Regions from separate parts of the Homo sapiens genome. Here region 1 is linked to region 2. Evidence: chromatin loops called from intact Hi-C (ENCODE). Cell type or tissue: ascending aorta. All regions are shown on one strand. Links, peaks and the distances in the headings refer to the core of each region. The heading gives the core; the rest is flanking DNA. Region 1 overlaps ACADL (acyl-CoA dehydrogenase long chain). Region 2 overlaps MAP2 (microtubule associated protein 2).

Region 1 (5,389 bases), core at 256-5,255, 690 kb after region 2:
TCCTCAAAAAACAGAAGCTAGTTGCTTTTCACCGAAGACTAGTCATGGCTTCTGGCTTCTGAGTTTAGCTTATTTTGGTCATTCTTACCAAGAAGGTATTAGTAAAAACCTAATGGAAGTTACTTTTAATGCTATTTAAAAACCATTCTAAATGTTTTAAAGTACGGATGTCTCTGTACTTTATGACAGTTCAACTTACAATTTTTTTACTTATGATGGTGCAAAAGCAATACACATTCAGTCGAAAACATGCTTACTTCAAGTATCCATATAACCATTTTGTTTTTCACTTTAACATATATTAAATATATTTAATATATTACATGAGTTATTTAATACTTTACTACAAAGTAGACATTGTGTTAGATGATTTTGCCTAACTGTAGGCTTATGTAATTGTTTTGAGCATGTTTAATGTAGGCTGGCCTAAACTATGGGGTTTAGTAGGCTAGGTGTGTAAAACCTCACAAACCTATGATGTTCCTGAACCATTTCTCTCTTCATTTTACTAATCTTCTAATTTCTGCTTCTAACATAATAACGGTGCCGAGAATTTTTTTGTTTTTATAATAACATAGTAACAGTGTTAACATAATAACAATGCATTTTTGACTTATGATATTTTCAACTTGTAACCCCATACTAAATTGAGGAGCATCTGTACTAGCATTGAGTGAATTTTGGAAATGAAGCAAAATCTTATTGTAATAGAAATAGATAAGTTTCTGGTCAATAAAATAATAATAATTAGTTAATCAAGAACTATCCAGAGGTAACCAATTGCTTACCAAGGTTTGCATTGTGCTGACTTTTTGGGTTTTTACAGTTTAATTAATTCATGAAGCAGAAAAAGAAAGACTATGAAATTGACTAGTATTTTGTTACCACTTACCCATGGTTTTCAAAAACACTACTCTTAGACTAAGTTGTAAATTTTCAAATTTTCTTATTTGTGTATAGTACATTTTAAAATTCATTTAAAAAGCTCTAAGAATCCTGGGATCTTATAGTACTACAGTGAAGAGCAGTAAAAATGTTAATAAAGCCCTGAACATACTATGTTTTCTGTATAGCAATATATGGCATTCTAGGAAATGGTCCTATAATACCCCTAGTATACATTACATTAGAGGAAAATGTGCCACTTACTCTGAGTGATGAGGAATCACTTCTTCTTGGAAAAACTTCCTTACACTTTTCCGGAAAATGTCATGCTCTGGAGAAAAGATTCTTCGAATTCCTATATCTGTTAATTTTTTAGCAGAAGGAGTTTCTAGACGTTCTTCCCCTCCGGAATGAGAACATCTTAAAAATATATATATGCAATAGGAAAAGTAAGTGAATTGTTACTCTTCATATCCAAATTAGTGCCACTGAACAACATGGATTTCTTTCACAGAGAAACTTGAGAGGCAAGTAGAAAGAGTTTGAATTATGACAAAGCTGGGTTCAAATTTGGGCGCCACCACTTTTGATGGGATCTACCTCATGTAGCTGGAATTAAGAAGTACCTTATCATTATTCAACTCGGTCTCCATCTCCAAATCCTTAAAGAAGATGATGCCTAGAACTAACCACAGGTCTGACTTGAGGTGAAATGTAGTATTGTCAGGTGACATATGGATCACATTATGTAAAATTCAAATAGTACGGTAGAGTAATACTGATAAATTTTCATATCATATACAATGTTTAAAATAATGCAAAGCCTCCAAAATTAGTATTTTAACCAGAATCACACAATTTCAAATTGCAGGTGTATAAGATGCAAACCATGTTGATGTAATCGCCACATTACAAAGCCAATCTGGGTGGAGATAAAAATACCCATCAATCTCTGATAAAGATTCTGTAAAATGGAATTATTTAAGACCTACTCCCATCCCTCCCACACCAAGCTTCAAATGAGACAGTTTTGTAGCTCCTTTAGTTCAGTGGTCTTCAGCCTTTTTTACCCTTGAAGTACCCCTGAAAGAAATTTTGAAAATCTATGCATCATTTTGTACATTTTCAAGTTCACATCTAAAAAACTTATCATATATTCAAATCTTGCCAAAGGATGCTTTTTCTATTTTGCATTAAATTCTAATTTAGTGTATTTCTTCCTTAGTTGGACTCTGCCTTTTCTTTTCTAGTCCTTATCCAGAAAAGATCTATTTCATGTAATTAATCAAAGTAGACTTAAAGGGTTTTTAAAAAAATAACTTTTTACTATTACATGTTTCTTTCCTTTTTTTTTTTTTTTGTTTGAGATGGAGTCTGGCTCTGTCGCCCAGGCTGGAATGCAGTGATGCAATCTTGGCTCACTGCAACCTTCGCCTTCCCGGTTCAAGCCATTCTTCTGCCTCAGCCTCTGTAGTAGCTGAGATTGCAGGCGCCTGCCACACATACCCAGCTAAGTTTTGTATTTTTAGTAGAGACGGGGTTTCACCATGTTGACCAGGTTGGTTTTGAACTCCTGACCTCAAGTGATACACCCATCTCAGCTTCCAAAGGGCTGAGACTACAGGCATGAGCTATTGTGCCCAGTCGCTATTACAACCTATTTCTAAGTTTTCCCTAAGTATCATTTTTTTTGTGGCTTATTCATTCATTTAGTTAGCAAATATTTACTGAGTGCCAATTCTGTGCCAGGCACTGTTCTAGTAACTTGGGATACAATAACGAACAAAGGACTAAGATGAGGACAAAGATCTTGGCTTTTAAGCTTACATTCTAACAAAGGGAAACTGAATAAACAATAAACTATAAATATGCAAATTGTATAATACCTTAGAAGGTGGTAAGTATTATGGAGAAAGAAAAGTAGAGAAGGGATCAGGAGTATGTGCCTGGGGGGAGGCAGAGACAGAGGTTGCCGTATGAAATAATGTAGTAGGCGGGGCTTGGTGGCTCACACCTGTAATCCCAGCACTTTGGGAGGCCGAGGCCTGAGGATTGCTTGAGCTGAGGAGTTTGAAACCAGTCTGGGCAACATAGTGAGCCTTGTCACTAAAAACAAACAAACAAACAAAAAAAAAAAAAAAAGGAAAAGAAAAAAAAGTGCTGCAGTCAGGGTAGGTTAAACCAGAAAGGTGAGATTTGAGCAAACCCTTGAAGGTGATAGAGTTAGCCAGGCATACCTCTAGAATAAAAGAATTTTAGGACAAAAGAACAACTAGAGCAAAGGCTGTATGTCTGAATGGTGTCTGATGTGTTCTAGAAAGAGCAAGGAGGCAATTGTAGCCAGAGTGGGCTGAGAAGAGTAGATGAGGCCAGAGATTCTAGGAAGAAGAGATAACAGGGGACCAGGACATGCAGGGGACCTTGACCATTGTCCTGTTGCATCAAATAAACTAACATCTACTTTATCCCTATAATGGAAATGATCGGCTCCTTTTTCTTGCTAGTAGAGATAAAATTATAAAGCACGTATTTGTCCATATAGATTTTCCATACTTGAGAGTTTCCCTCAGGAAAAAAATATGCTGAGATTAGGAAACTGGGGCTGTAAGACACCGAATCATTTGTCAACATAATGAGTAAACAATAGAGCCAGAATTTAAAATCGAGTCTTACTGGATCTTAAAATTGAATAGCCTGTACTGTGTTAAGGAAATCTCTGCAATATTTTTAAGTAAAATATATAAAGACATAGGAAAGCAAAAGAAATGCCAAACGAATAAAGACTTTCAGGTCAGTCAAAGGTGGTCAAGAGAGAATATGCAGAGGGAAGAAAATCAAAACACTTGGCAGCAAGTTTATTGCAACATGTATTTCTCAGTCTAAAGATGAAGAAATCTGTAATGGAAAAATTGGCATTTTTTTCTCTAAGGCAATAAACTGCAACTAATCTTATTGGCTAGGCTATTATTGTTTTTTTAAAGTCTCCTACATTTTAAAAGGGAGACAATCTCCACCAGCACCTTCCACACACCTAGAAGCTGGTTATAAATACACAATCTCAGGCCCCATCCCAGACCCACTGAATCAGAAGCTGTATTTTAACAAGATTCCCAGGTGATTCCTTTGCACATTAAAGGTAAAAAAGCTGTTACAACAAAACTGTAGCCCCCCAGCCCATTCAGAGGGTCTCTCAGGTCTCCCTTTTTCCAGTGTTCTCTATTTGAGGGTAGATTTTCTTGCCATGCTTCAATCAAACTAACTTACGCCAATGGATAAAACAGAAGCAGATATAGTTATCTGGTTATCTTCTATTATGCCAGACATTAAGGGAGTTGTAAAAATGTAAAACAATGTCACTCTTTTCACTTTTTTTCTGTTTAGGAAAAGTTATTTTTCATAAAAACTGTTATTTATGTTAACATGTAATGAGCTTCTTATTGTAACTTTTAAATAAACTAAATATCTGTAAAGTTTCTCAGTTATGTAGATACCTTTCGATAACGACAGACGGATAGATATAACCTACATAAACAAAAGTCCTTTGAGGTCCTGTTTAAGAGCATAAGGGAGCCCTGTTATCAAAAAGTTTTGAGGCAGCACTTTGGGAGACCGAGGCGGGCAGATCACGAGGTCAGGAGTTTGAGCCCAGCCTGGTCAATATGGTGAAACCCCCGTCTCTACTAAAAAGATCAGCCGGGTGTGGTGGTGCGTGCCTGTAGTCCCAGCTACTCAGGAAAGCTGAGGCAGGAGAATTGCTTGAACACGGGAGGCGGAGGTTGCAGCAGTGAGCCAAGATCGCGCCACTGCACTCCAGCCTGGGCGACAGAGTGAGACTCTGTCTCAAAAAAAAAAAAAAAAAAAAAAAAGTTTGAGGATCACTGTCTTATAATGTTCCAAGGAAGAGTTAAGTATGTATCCTAAAGAAAAGTCACCTTCTCAGTGACGTCTTCCCAAATCTCCCCAGGAAAAGTAGGCATTTTGTTTCATAGCTCTCAAATAAAATTAGAGTAGCTTACACCAATGCTGTCATTCGCAAATTTGCCAGTTCCTTCACCCTTATTAAATAATGAATTCTCCATGCTTCCAATTTGTTTACCCAGTGAATAGATTTTATGCATCAGACAGTATCTGAAACTTTTGATCATATTATAAACACCACCTTAGTAGTCACTGAACTACTTAGACTCTGTCTTCATTAATCCTCTGTATTTAGTTAGATTTGTTGATATATCTAAAGCTAATTTCCTTGTTTGATGGAACCCTCGCCAGGTCATTTCTAGCCCAGTTTGTCCTGGACAATTCTGGTCCGCGCCGCAGCCCGGGCACTGAGTCCGGGTCCCAAGTTCACTACCGCGCGGCGAGTCTAAGCCGTGGGGAACGCCGGGTTCACAGCTCGAACTGGGACACAGATCGCAGCCCGCGCTCCTGCAGCCGGGCCCAGGGGGTGACCACCTCCTCCCAAAACGCAGGCTCCCGGGTCCCACTGCAGGCCGCTGAACTAGAC
Region 2 (5,389 bases), core at 91-5,090:
AAATTTCTAAGACATGAGGATTTATTTTTTAATAGGATACAGCTCTTTGAAACAAAAGCCATGTTTATGCTCAAGGCATACTTATGCTTCTGGTTCAGATATACAGAATTGTCTCGTTCTAGGGATTCAGTGAGGATCTAAATCTGTTTGTGTTAGGGACATCGATGTGATGCCACCCTCAAAGAGGACAGGAGAGGTGCTTGAAGATCAAAACCATTCCTGGGAGAACTAGGTTGAGACAGGGGTAAGGGGAGCCGGTCTAGGTAAGAGAGTTGACAAAGCAAAAGATAGGTCTTTCCATGAATTTTATTAACACAAGGAGAGTGAGAGCAGGGACCACACCCAGTTGGAGGGAATGGGAGTTGAGTGCTGGCTGAAGGAACTAGGGCATCCCAAGAGACCTGGCTTCAAAGGGCCGTCCAGCAGCCTGGCTACCCCAAAGGGCTATGCAAAATACCAAGACCTGCCAAAGTGCTCAGAACCTCCACCTTCAAGCATAGACCAACTTGATTATTCCTGAGCCCTGCAAGTAATTGATGTGAGACCTTTTGTTAGTTTGCCATTAATAACAGCCAACATTTCTTGAGTATGTGTCCAGCACTGGCTAATCTATCTCCTGGTGTTATCTTGTTTAGCCCTTACAACAAGTTGGTTACTGTTGGGATATCCATTTTACAGATAAAGAGTCAGAGTTAAGAGAAGTTGATGGTTTTGCCCAAGGCCACTTGGATAAATAGAGAAATAGGAATTCCAGCTCAGTGATTGTCTCATTCTAGTTCTTACTCTTCGCTGCCATGTGGTCTGTGATTTAGTCATTTGCCAGGGGGTTATGGTAGTAGTCTAACCTACTGGAGGAAACTGTTGTGTACGGGGGTGGGTGGGAGGCAGTAATTTCTGGAGGTTTTCAAATTATTGTACCAAGGTAGCATTGCTTACCCCTTCTAAATTGCTCTGTGTAAACCTGGTCTATAAATATGTCAAATATTCAAACTAACTTCTGACTTAGAAGTATTCCAAGCTCTTGAGTCTGTCAACATTTTTTCTTTTAATTAAGCTGGACTTCAGTTTTATTCACATAGAACATAGAATTATATAATCAGAATATCTCAATTGTCACAATTTCTACAAGAGTTACAATTCAAAATTTAACTGAATCACTGCTCTGAAATAGCAGGAGTTTTAAAGTTAGTCTGCAAGGACATGAAGAAATACTCATGAAACATGAAATTTCAAGGTCATGTACCCTGCCTGCCATCATCCCAAAAATGGAATACGTGCATTTTTTAACAGCTTTATTGGGATATAATTCATATACCATATAATTCACTCATTTGAATTATAAAATCCAGTGGTTTTTAGTATATTAACAGATATGTGCACCATTGCCACAGTCAATTTTAGAATATTTTCATTACTTCAGAAAGAAATCCCATAGTGTCCTCTGGCTACTACCTCCCCACCCTTTCATGTCCTCCCTTCTCCTCTCTCCCACCCCAGTCTGAAGCAACTAGTAATCTACTTTCTGTCTCTATAGATTTGTCTATTCTGGATATTTATATAAATGGAATGATATAATATGTGAACATTGGTGACTGGATTCTTTCAGCTAACGTGTTTTCAAGATTCATCCAAGTTGTGTCATGTGCTCAATTTGTTCTTTGTATTTTATTTTTTCTAAGGGTTCACACCCTTGATGCCGATAACAGGTGCTTCCCTACTTATCCTGGACAACTTCACCGCATAACCATAACATTTCCAAGGATCACTTAGAATTATAAATTTTGCACATTGTGGTAGACAGGTCTTTGATCCCTGCAAAGCTTTAAGAACACTTTTCACTACTTCAGAGATGTCCATGTTCTCCTTAGCATCTTTTCGTCTCTCATAAATATATTTTCAGCCATGAATGCATGGTTCAGTGAAGCCTTCCCTTGCAGTCTGGCAAAGTGTCTTTTTTTTTTTTTTCTGCAGAAGAAAGCTGATCAATGGCTGTGAAATAAAAGTAAGCTTTAAAACAAACAATTAGAAAACAGTAGGGTCAATCCATTTTGAGGAGGTTTGTAGTTTTAGACTCCATTAATAAATTACAAAGCCAGAATTAAACTTGTAATAAATAATACTATGTTGTAGGTATTTTTCGAGGTTTATTTTTCAGTTACACCAAATTAAATATAATCATTTGATTAAAATAATACAAAAGCCAATATAATATAAAATTTTATTTATCATTTGCTGTTCCTCATTGTCTTCTCCTATAAGCTGACCTCTTATATAATATAGTAACTGAATTGGTATTAAATAGGTCTTTGCTCCATTCATTGTAGCTTACTGAATAATTATACAAATATTTCATAATACAGTTGTAAACCTAGAATGAATTTTATACTAAGAAACAGAAAGTTAGGTTCTTCAAAACTTTCTTAGAATGAGACAGATTATGGATACAAATAAAATAAAATAAATTGGTATTTTAACTATTATGCTTTTTATTTCAGCACTATCTCAGAGTGAGACAGCATTTGTTTAAATGTTTGTTAAATGTTTATTCTCCTAAACATTTAATAACCTGATCTGTGCCATAAGCTGGACTAGGTGTTTTCAAGTATATTTCAGTTATTTATGACATATGCAAATATAAAATAATAAGCAAAATGATGTAACACTGTCATATTATTATTATTGTTCCAGCTATCAGTATAGTGCCTACCAAAGACTGTACAGATTTATCTCTATGCTTCATTTTGGGCTTGAGCCCAGGTAGAGAGAAAGGTAAATTTTGCTCAGAAATGTATACTGTTACCCAGCTTCTTTATACTACAAATAGCTTGAAAGAAAAAAAGTTTTCTTGACTCTTGTTCAGTCACAGCAGTCTTCCAAACAAAATGTTGTTTGTTGACCTTGGAACTGCCCTCCACACACCACGCAACTCTTTGTCAGTCAAGTGAGAGCTGTTTATTGGGTGCTGTGGAATCCAGCAGCTTCTCACATGGTTCCAGAGTCCGGTGAACAGAAGCCTTGTCTGTGTCTTGGGTGATGGTGAGACAAGACATGGTGGATCCCCAACTATGATTTTAACTAATAGAATATGAAGCTATTTCAGAGCCTCACTTTGTGTCTTAAATTGAGTTACTTGTTAATCTAAAGAAATTTTAAAATATGATAGTATTTTTTTTCATAAACCTGTGAAATGTCTAAGCACTAAGTGGTCAGACAGAACATAAATTTAGGTTTATCCAGGACAGAAGTTTTCATCTTCACCCTTTGTTTCAATTTCCATCCTATTGGGTTGCATCGAACCAGTGTTTCCTCACTGAATATGTTCATTATGTGTGTACATACTGTAAGGATAGCTCACAGTGGCGGGACATGTGTTTTATAGGATTTTTTTCTAAGTGGCCCAAGAGTATACAGGCATACCTAATTTTGTTGTGCTTTGCTTTATTGTTTTTGCTTTATTGTGCTTCACAGATAATGCATGTTTTAGACATTGAAGGTCTGTGGCACACTTATATTAAGCAAGTCTGTCAGCACCATTTTTTCAACAGCATAAGCTCACTTTGTGTCTCTGTGTCACATTTTGGTAATTCTCACGATATTTCAAACTTTTAAATTATTTTTTGTATCTGTTATGGTGATCTGTGATCAGTGATCTTTGATGTTACTATAGTAATTATTTTGAGACCCCCAAAACTACAAGAATCACTGAAAGAAACACACAATAAATTTTCCATATAAGTTGAATTAATTTATACCTGGATAGGTTTATGTGCAAATCAATAAGGCAACTAGCATAATTAAGAAAAAAATTAAAAATTCAGTTTCTGTACTGAGACTACATTTAGGTAAAATGGTTAAATGCACCAGAAACTTTCATCCAATCCTAATGAAAGATAAATTGTATGATTTTCTGGATAATGCAATTAATTAGAAGCTAATTACAGGTATATGTGTATATTGTACACTCTTTCTGTACATACACAAGTTTTGTTTACATGATTGTATTACAGCCTTCATCATCATTTAGCACAGTATTGAGAAACTAGTAGCCATTCTTTTAATATTTGGTTTGTAATCAAGTCAAGTCATTTTAAAGGTCTGACATAGTCATGGGGTGATTCTAATAAATCCTGGACTTAGAGTGAAGACTCTCTCACTGATATTCTTGTAATTATTTCCTTAATCCTCCTCAGATTCAGCCTTTAATTCATTTTATCAAGAAGCAGCATTGCTATGTTAATTTCCTTTATAGTCTGTTGCTCATAAGAAGCATTAATAAGCACAGAAATAATAATAATATCAACAATATTTGATGTTTGGCACCTGTACCAAATACAATGCATGTGACTATTGCTGATCTTCAGATAGGTAATAGTATCTAGCTCACCAAGATTAAGTAACTTGCCCAGAGTCACAGTCAGGCAGATTGAACCCAGTCTATCTCACTTGAGCATCACTGTAGAATATTTTGATCATACATGCACACCATCTTTGGCTGTGTCTTCACGCAGAAATCTGTTGGTTATTTTTTGCTGAGGAGACTTTGAATTTTTGGATTTGTGCCTATGAATATTATCTCTGTTAAATACTTTACAAATGGTTAATACAATTTATGATATAATGAAATAAATGAACTGGAACTTGAAAATAATATTTAGAGAAGAGAGAGAAATGGGAGAGTAGGTTAATATTTTAGATTCATGAACTTTGTGGTGACTGACTTTTAAGGTTAAAAGAGTTAGTGAATTTTTGCTATTTTATATCATTGGTTCATATTCCATATTTATATCATTTGTTCAAGTTCCTCAAATGTTTTTTAGCAAAATAATAATGATGAAGTGAGGTTAATGTCTGCTATTTTTTTTTCATCAAGTTGAAACAAGACAAAACTCAAGAAATCAGCAGGTCAGAGCAAACGGACAGAAGAGTCCTTTTTTTTTTTTTTTTTTCCTCTGTGTATGACTCTGGGTATAAATAGAACAGTAATAAATTGGTTTTGGAAAAATGTGGTACACATTGGAAAAGATGAAGGCTAGCGCCTGGTACACTTTGGATTAAAATACGTATCAAACTTCCATATTATCCCCTTCTGCCTCTGCAGTTAATAAAAACACATCGTGAAATCGAGATGCTGAAAAAAACAAGCATTTCTTTCCTAACATTGATGACACTGATTTAATAAAATCTGTCGCTGAATACCCTAAAGTTTGTTCAATGAGAAGGATGTGAATTAATTAATTTAAATATATATAGATTAGAGTAGCTAACAAATAATATCATTGTTGCTTTTAAGTTAGGGAAAAATAACCAGTGGTTTCCATCTTGTCTTTTAGAATCTAGTACAGATTACTAGTTTTATTAACTTTTAATTAAACACTAATACAGTAACTGG

Evidence for each region. Peaks named below come from ENCODE experiments on the same cell type or tissue, not always from the same donor. Only the 100,000 strongest peaks of a DNase experiment are listed, where the experiment ranks them.
Region 1: it touches region 2 in a loop (3-fold over the local background); 1 of 110 quality-filtered maps calls a loop at or near these places.

What each region holds. Positions count from the first base shown.
Region 1 is chr2:210,219,498-210,224,886 of GRCh38, forward strand. It overlaps ACADL (acyl-CoA dehydrogenase long chain), which reads right to left. Exons shown (of 11, transcript NM_001608.4): 2 at 1,150-1,305. Among named protein-coding and RNA genes, the nearest start is that of ACADL, 3.3 kb to the right of the region's middle. In ascending aorta, for the core only: no CTCF peak of the experiment used is centred there; DNase peaks (open chromatin) are centred at 2,334 and 2,913; H3K4me3 peaks cover 2,763 bases; H3K27ac peaks cover 2,634 bases.
Region 2 is chr2:209,533,608-209,538,996 of GRCh38, forward strand. All of the region lies in intron 2 of MAP2 (microtubule associated protein 2), which reads left to right. Among named protein-coding and RNA genes, the nearest start is that of MAP2, 110 kb to the left of the region's middle. In ascending aorta, for the core only: no CTCF peak of the experiment used is centred there; a DNase peak (open chromatin) is centred at 2,925.